Regions from separate parts of the Homo sapiens genome. Here all the other regions are linked to region 2. Evidence: read pairs that join two places in POLR2A ChIA-PET (ENCODE). Cell type or tissue: GM12878. All regions are shown on one strand. Region 1 overlaps MGAT5B (alpha-1,6-mannosylglycoprotein 6-beta-N-acetylglucosaminyltransferase B). Region 2 has its middle 90 kb from the start of SNHG20. Region 3 has its middle 20 kb from the start of ST6GALNAC1.

Region 1 (2,500 bases), 93 kb after region 2:
GACCGGGCAGGAGGAGGGGGATTAGGAGTGGTGATGTCCTGCGGAACACCAGGATGTCTCCCAGGGTCTCAGGGCCGTGGGACCTGCAGGCAGAGCAGGTGCTCCCACAGCCCCTGGGAGGGAGGGGTGGGGTTCCCCTTCATCCCCTCCCTGCCCCACTTAATGCCAGTGGCTTTCCCCAGCACTCACCTCTGCAGCTCCTTCAGGGAGACTGTGACCCGCAGGCCATGGCCCAGGACATAGAGTGCAGTCAGAATGTCCGCCCACTGCACCATCTCCCCTAGGGGCCCGCCCTTCAGGACCCGAGGGCTGAACACGTCCCCGGACTCCTCCGTCAGGAAGCCGATGTGGACCAGGATCTGGGTGGGCGGAACACAGAGGGTCAGCAGAGAGGAGCAGCAGCTCTGAGCCCCGCCCCCCCGGGGCACCGGCCAGGAGACCAGCCGGCAGCAGACCCTGTCTCCAGGCTGGGCCCCAGCAGGTGCTTTCCGGCACCAGAGTGACCAGATCGGGCACTGGGGACACGGGCGAACAAGATAGTCACGTGCTTGCCCTCATGGAGCTAATGTTCCAGATGGAAGAGGTAGACAACAGTGAACACAGACAAGAGATAATTTCATGAAATGATAAGGGCTCTGAAAGAAATAAAAGGGCAATGTGAGAGCCACGTAAATATCTACTGGGTGGAGGGAGGGAGGGAGGGAAGGAAGGAGGGAAGGAAGAATGGAGGCATGAGCTAACGAAGCTCCCCAGAACATTCCCAACTTTCCAGGCCAATACCATGACTTTTCTGCCTGACATGAACCAGATGTACACAGAATGCAGGACCTCTTGGGGGCTTGTCATTTGGTCCCAACCTTGAAAAGGGCCAGGGGCCACCACCACAGACATCTATCCCGACTCTGCCATCCCTACCCCTCTCTCCCTCTGATCAAATTCAGAAGCCCACTACAGCTTGTTTGAAGACCTATTCCATGCCCACTCAGAAGTGGGGGCCCTGAGCTTTCTCAGCTCCTGCACATGAGGGGGCAGGGGCCACGCACCTGCTTCTGGTCCCTCTGGGTGGCCCCCAGCTTCTGTGCCAGGCGCTGGGCAGCCAGCGCCCACTGGGCTGTGAGCCTCTTGGTCCGCTTCTTCATGAAGATCAGGGACTCCTTCCCGCTGCCCATCAGGTCCAGAAGGTGGGACAGGTTGCTTCGGAAAACTGCCTGGAGGGGTCCAGACCTCAGCTCTCTGCCCCTCAACCTGCGGCCACCATCATTCCCCGCTGGCCTGGGGACAGGGGCTGGCACCCTCCCATGAGGCTGGGGCCTGCTCCAGCTTCTCCTGCACTTTCTAAGGGGCTCATTAGCCCCCAAAACCAGGGAGCCCTGCCCGCCCTGTCAACACACCCTCCCCAGCCCAGCTCTAACCATGGGCCCCTAGCCCTTCCACGGAGGTGGCCAACCATAGCAGTTTCCAGGTTCCCAGCCATGACAGGGAGGCAGTGAGGGTGGTGGTCATAGCCAGGACTCCGATGGCAGGGGACAGACGTGGCCACCACAGCAACTATGCGCCTCGAACCCATTAATTCAATTGTAAACCTCAGATGCATCGTCTGTCAAATACGATCATACAAGGATGGCTGGGAACTTTAAGTGCAAATAAAGCATCTGGACACAGAAAACCCTCAATAAGTGACAGCTGCTATTACTACTATTCTAGTCCACTAAGGGGGCATCTCCAGGCCCCCCACCTGCCCTGCAAACAGGCCCAGCTTGGTGGCATCTCAAAGAAGGCAGACAGGCCTTGGCAGGCTGGCCTCCCGTCTGCCCGGTAGGGTGGGCTCGGACCTGCCCACACACCTGGCAAGCAGCTCAGTCTCATTCCCTCAGGACAGAGGTTTCTGTCCACTGTCCTTAAGAATGTCCAGCCACACCAGCCCCTCACCGGCCCACCCACCTCCCAGGCCCACCTGGACTTTGGGGAGGGGCTTGGGTGCCCTCTGGGCAGCCGTCTGGTTCCTCCAGGGCAGCGGGGGGCAGAACCACTCGACCTCACTGAGGTAGATGAGGAAGGAGCACTCGGTGCCGTCCACCCCAAAGAAGGCGTAGCAGGGGTCAGAGGTCCAGCGGGCACGCATCCACTGCAGAGAGGGCCAGGCTGGGCAGGGGGCTGCGCCAGCCCCACTGACCCTCGGGGACTCCCCCGCACGTGCACCCCCAGGGGTCCTGAGGTCAAGGATGGGGCCCATGTGGCCCACCCTACTGATGCAACAGGGGACAGGGCAGAGAAGAGATTGAACCAGGACCCGCCTGAAGGACCCCAGAGATGGCAGGGGCAGGACCACCAGCCCTCATGTCTGGAAAGAGGAGAGACTGGGAGAGAACACTGGCTCAAAGGTCTGGGGCAAAGAGCCAGGAGGCCTGGCTGTCTCCCTCTCCCTCTGGTCCCCGTCTCCCTGCTACCAGAGCAGGATTGGGCTAGAGGCCAAGGTCAGGGAGCAGCCTCCAAGGCGGCC
Region 2 (2,500 bases):
GCACAACCACCGTCTCATTTGATAATTTTCTAGAATGACCTACAGAACTCAGGAGAGTGCTATACTTAACAATTATAGTTACCGCAAAAGGTTACAAATTAATGGCCTGGCGCAATAGCTCACACCTGTAATCCCAGCACTTTGGGAGGCTGAGGCAGCCGGATCACAAGGTCAGGAGTTCAAGACCAGTCTGGCCAACATGGTGAAACCCCACCTCTCCTAAAAATACAAAAATTAGCCAGGCACGGTGGCGCACGCCTATAATCCCAGCTATTGAGGAGGCTGAGGCAGGAGAATTGCTTGAACCCAGGAGGTGGAGGTTGCAATGAGCCGAGATCAAACTACTGCACTCCAGCCCAGGTGATAGAGCAAGACTCTGTCTCAGAATATATAAATAAATAAATAAATAAATAAATAAGTTACAAATTAGGACCAGCCATGGGACAAGATGCACAGGCCAAAGTCTGATGGGATCTAAACGCGGAGCCTCTGGCCATCTTCTCCCCAGGGAACCCTGGGCGGTCTTCCCACCTCCTGGCCCTAATGCCTGACAACATTCAAGAGTGCTTCCTGCCAGGGAAGCTCACCTGAGGCTTTGGGGTCCAGAGCTTTTCCTGGGGCTCCATCACACGCTAACCATGTGACTCACCTATCCTCTTCAGTCCCTCTGGAGGTCGGCACTGATACGGGATGTCCTGAGGCCCCCATCATAAACCGCATTGCTGGACCCTCCAGGGGCCAAAGCCCTTGGGCAACAAAGACACTCCTGTCAGGAGGGACATGGTGTGGCCTAGAGATCACCCTCCTCCGCGGTAACCAGGTCAGAGGCCAGGCATTCTTTGGGTCAGTTACCTCTCCTGCACGCAGTGTCTAGCTCCTAGGGCTGTGAGGGTTCTGCGAGCTAATCCCTCAAAGTGTTTGTTGCAGTGAATGCTTGATACATGTGAGTTGCCATCATATCACAGCACTGTATTTAGAAAGGGCACTGTCTCAGGCTGTTAGAGCAGGGCTGAGTTTTGGCTGGAGAGATGATGCTATAGATACCAGGGACCCTGCCCTGTCAGGTGCAGGATTTACAGCAGGATGAAGGAGAACCGCCCCGGTCTCTTGAGCCCCCTCACCCTCTCCCAGAACCCTAGAAGGGAGAGTTTCCAAGAGCACAGCGTTCCCAGCCAGTGGACCCTCAGAAAATAGAAGTTGACCGAGAGTCTAAGATGGGCTTGAGCAAGGCAGTTTATCAGGGCTTTCAGCTGGAGCAGCAAGGGGGACAGTACAGGAAGAGACCTGCAGCTGGCTCCCCAAAGCTGGTCGGACTGTTGATTTATTTTCCTTCCGGCCTCCTCCAGATGACATCATTGCATGTTTAGGGTGGTCTGTCCATCATGACTGCACAGTCTCTGTCACGCTTCTTCACGCGACGCATGTCTCATTAGCATCTCAACTTTCCATCCGGGGTATGATGTTTACCATTAAAATGAAGCAAAGGTACAGTTAGGGCGGGCTAGGACCTTGCTGGGGATGTGCATTTGGGGATTGTGGAGAGTCCCTACTGTTAACAGCCACGACATTTGTGGTTTAAGCACTCTGTGTGTTTTAGATTTACTTGGCCTATTTTTGTGAAAGGAAGCGTTTGTGGTTACAGGGCTGCATGGCTGAGTATGGCTGCAGTCAGCATGGTGTGTAAGGAAAACAGGGACCCTTCCCCCGTCCCTGTTCTGCTTTCCCCAGCTGTCTCAAAAAGGGCACTTACAGCGGGGCGCCAAGCGAGGGGAACAGGCAGCTAAGGCTGAAGACCCAAACTCCCGACGGCTCACAAGCAGGGGTTTTGTTTGTTTGTTTGTTTGTTTTGAGACCGAGTTTTGCTCTTGTCGCCCAGGCTGGAGTGCAGTGGAATGATCTCGGCTCACTGCAACCTCCGCCTCCTGGGTTCGAGCGATTCTCCTGCCTCAGCCTCCCGAGTAGCTGGGGTTACAGGCACCTGCCACCACGCCTGGCTAATTTTGTATTTTTTAGTAGAGACGGGGTTTCACCATGTTGGCCAGGTGGGTCTTGAACCCCTGACCTCAAGTGATCTGCCCACCTTAGCCTCCCAAAGTGCCAGGATTACAGGCGTGAGCACAGGCAAGGGTTTTTAAAGGCAGGGATGCATTTCAGGAAAGCGAGGGGTGCATTGCAGGTAAAGTTGTAAACCCATACATGGAGGCTGTACCTCAGTGTGGCCATGGGCATGATTCTCCAGGCCTCTCAGGATGAAATTCTGAACAAAGAACGGCAGTCAGAGTGCCGCCCTCGGTTCCCCACATCTGAGGTCTATAGGATAGAGGCTGGCAGTGGGGGTTTCTGAAAAACAACTCGAGAACATATGTGAAGATGTTATCTTTAGTTTCTGTAGGAACCAAAACACCTTGTTCCTCTGGCTTGCTTGGGAGGCTCCTGTTGCTCTCATCTTGTTTGTTGCTATCTTCCTGCTTATCCGGCTGCTCATTTATTCTCCAAGGCT
Region 3 (2,500 bases), 340 kb after region 2:
TACCCTACATAGGTTAGTGATGGGGTCCTCACTGTCAGAGGGTGATCCAGCTTCAAATCCCATGTTAGAGTCTGTTTGTTAGGACCACTCCTGGGACTGATTGCCTGAGCTTGAGTCACCTGGAAACAGGTCCTATGGAGATTTGTGCACAAGCAGTTTAGTGGGGCATGCACTTGGGAACGACACTTGCAAGTGTAAGAAACCAGAATATTATGCCCCAAAATATGCCACTGTGGCATAAAAATTATTTTGAGCTAAAGGCAATTTAAAAATAGCAAACAGGCTGGGTGTGGTGGCTCACGCCTGTAATCCCAGCATTTTGGGAGGCTGAGGCAGGTGGATCACCCGAGGTCAGGAGTTCGAGACCAGCCTGGTCAACATGGTGAAACCCCATCCCTACTAAAAATACAAAAAATTTAGCTGGTCGTGGTGGTGGGCACCTGTAATCCTAGGTACTCGGGAGGCTGAGGCAGGAGAATCACTTGAACCCAGGAGGTGGAGTTTGCGGTGAGCCGAGATGGCGCCACTGCATTCCAGCCTGGGCGACAGAGTGAGACTCCATCTCCAAACAAAAACAAAAACAAAAGCAGCAAACACAGGAAAAGCTTTCTCTACCCTTCCCCTTTTTTGCCTAAAGGCAGGCATAGAAATTCTGCTTTACTGGAGACCACTCGAGACTTACCAGCCCAGAGAGGGCACCAGAGGAATCTACAAACCTTCCTTCCTCCTTTAGTGTTCTCCCAGTTTCCCACCCTTAAAAGCCTACAGCCACTTACTTTTGTCCTATCTCTTACCTACAACTTTATTGGTCTTTTTTGACCATGCTATATAAGCTGGAGGTCTTGGCCACATATTGAGTTACTTTTTGTTGAAGGGCAGGTGATGAGGTTTGGCGGGGTGGTGGGGGTCAAAGCAGACACCAGACCACCAGGCAAGGACAAGAAGGACATGACAGCCGTATTTTCTAAAGCCTTGACTGGTGGGAAAAAAGGGAACGAATTCGTGTTTGGAAATAAGAGAATTTAGACTGGGCGCAGTGGCTCATGCCTGTAATCCCAGCACTTTGGGGGGCCAAGGCACGCAAATCACTTGAGGTTAGGAGTTCAAGATCTGGCCAACATGATGCAACCCCATCTCTACTAAAAACTGCAAAAATTAGCCAGGCGTGGTGGCACAGGCCTGTAATCTCAGCTACTCGGGAGGCTGAGGCAGGAGAATCGCTTGAACCCGGGAGGTGGAGGTTGCAGTGAGCTGAGATCACGCCATTGCACTCCAGCCTGGGCAACAGAGTAAGACTCTGTCTCAAAAAAAAAAAAAAAAAAAAGGAAATAAGATAATCTAAATTGCGGTGGCTCACGCCTATGGCAGAAGGATCACTTGAGCAGAGGAGTTTGAGACCAGCCTGGGTAATGAAGTGAGACTTCATCTCTACAAAAAATAAACAATTTAGCTGGACGTTGTGGCGTTGCTGTAGTTCCAGCTATTCAGGAGGCTGAGGGGGAAGGATTGTTTCAGCCCAAGAGTTTGAGGCTGCAGTGAGCTATGATTAAGCCATTGCACTCCAACCTGGGTGACAGAGTGAGACCCTGTTTCTAAAATAAGAACATTTTAAAAAAACATAATCACCATATCACTGTCACCTTTAATACATGTAATAATTCCTTAATGTTATTTAATATCCGATTATTGAAATTGCTTGGTTTAGGGCGCAGTGGTTTACACCTGTAATCCCAGCACTTGAGCTCAGGAGTTCGAGACCAGCCTGGGCAGCATGGCAAAACCCTGCCTCTATTAAAAATACAAAAATTAGCCAGGTATGGTGGCGCGTGCCTGTAGTCCCAGCTACTTGGGAGTCTGGGGCATAAGTATCGCCTGAACGTGGGAGGCAGAGGTTGCAGTGAGCTGAGACTGCACCACTGCACTCCAGCCTGGGTGACAGAGTGAGACAGTCTGAAAAAAAAAATTTTTAATTTAAAAAATAAGAAATTAGTTGGTTTGTTCAAATCAGAATCCAAACAAGAGCCACCCACTGCAATTAGTTGTGCCCCCAAGTCTCTTTTATTCCACAACAGTCTCCTCATCTTTTTTTTTTTTTTTTTTTTTTTTGAGACGGAGTTTTGCTCTTGTCGCCCAGGCTGGAGTGCAATGGTGCGATCTCAGCTCACCGCAACCTCCGCCTACCGGGTTCAAGCGATTCTCCTGCCTCAGCCTTCCCGAGTAGCTGGGATTACAGGCACGCACCACCATGCCCGGCTAATTTTGTATTTTTAGTAGAGATGGGATTTCTTCATGTTGGTCAGGCTGGTCTCGAACTCCTGACCAGAGGTGATCCGCCCACCTCAGCCTCCCAAAGTGCTGGGATTACAGACGTGAGCCACCGCGCCCAGCTAAGTCTTCTCATCTTTTTTAAAAACTGACATTGATTTGCTAGAGAAGCCAGGTCTTACAGAATATTCACCTGGATTTGGCTGAGGGGGTATGCGATGCACTTCCTGCGCTG

What was found. Peaks named below come from ENCODE experiments on the same cell type or tissue, not always from the same donor. Only the 100,000 strongest peaks of a DNase experiment are listed, where the experiment ranks them.
Region 1: POLR2A ChIA-PET joins it to region 2 with 5 read pairs; 3 of 35 experiments call an interaction of 5 or more read pairs at or near these places.
Region 3: POLR2A ChIA-PET joins it to region 2 with 5 read pairs; 2 of 35 experiments call an interaction of 5 or more read pairs at or near these places.

The regions. Positions count from the first base shown.
Region 1 is chr17:76,903,877-76,906,376 of GRCh38, reverse strand. It overlaps MGAT5B (alpha-1,6-mannosylglycoprotein 6-beta-N-acetylglucosaminyltransferase B), which reads right to left. Exons shown (of 18, transcript NM_001199172.2): 6 at 1,955-2,125; 7 at 1,044-1,208; 8 at 190-359. Among named protein-coding and RNA genes, the nearest start is that of MGAT5B, 37 kb to the right of the region's middle. RefSeq lists enhancers at 1-280, 281-892. In GM12878, no CTCF peak of the experiment used is centred here; no DNase peak of the experiment used is centred here; H3K27me3 peaks cover 121 bases.
Region 2 is chr17:76,997,324-76,999,823 of GRCh38, reverse strand. No RefSeq gene overlaps it. Among named protein-coding and RNA genes, the nearest start is that of SNHG20, 90 kb to the left of the region's middle. RefSeq lists enhancers at 1,338-1,417, 1,373-1,913. In GM12878, no CTCF peak of the experiment used is centred here; a DNase peak (open chromatin) is centred at 1,503; H3K4me3 peaks cover 830 bases; H3K27ac peaks cover 1,340 bases.
Region 3 is chr17:76,662,059-76,664,558 of GRCh38, reverse strand. No RefSeq gene overlaps it. Among named protein-coding and RNA genes, the nearest start is that of ST6GALNAC1, 20 kb to the right of the region's middle. In GM12878, no CTCF peak of the experiment used is centred here; no DNase peak of the experiment used is centred here.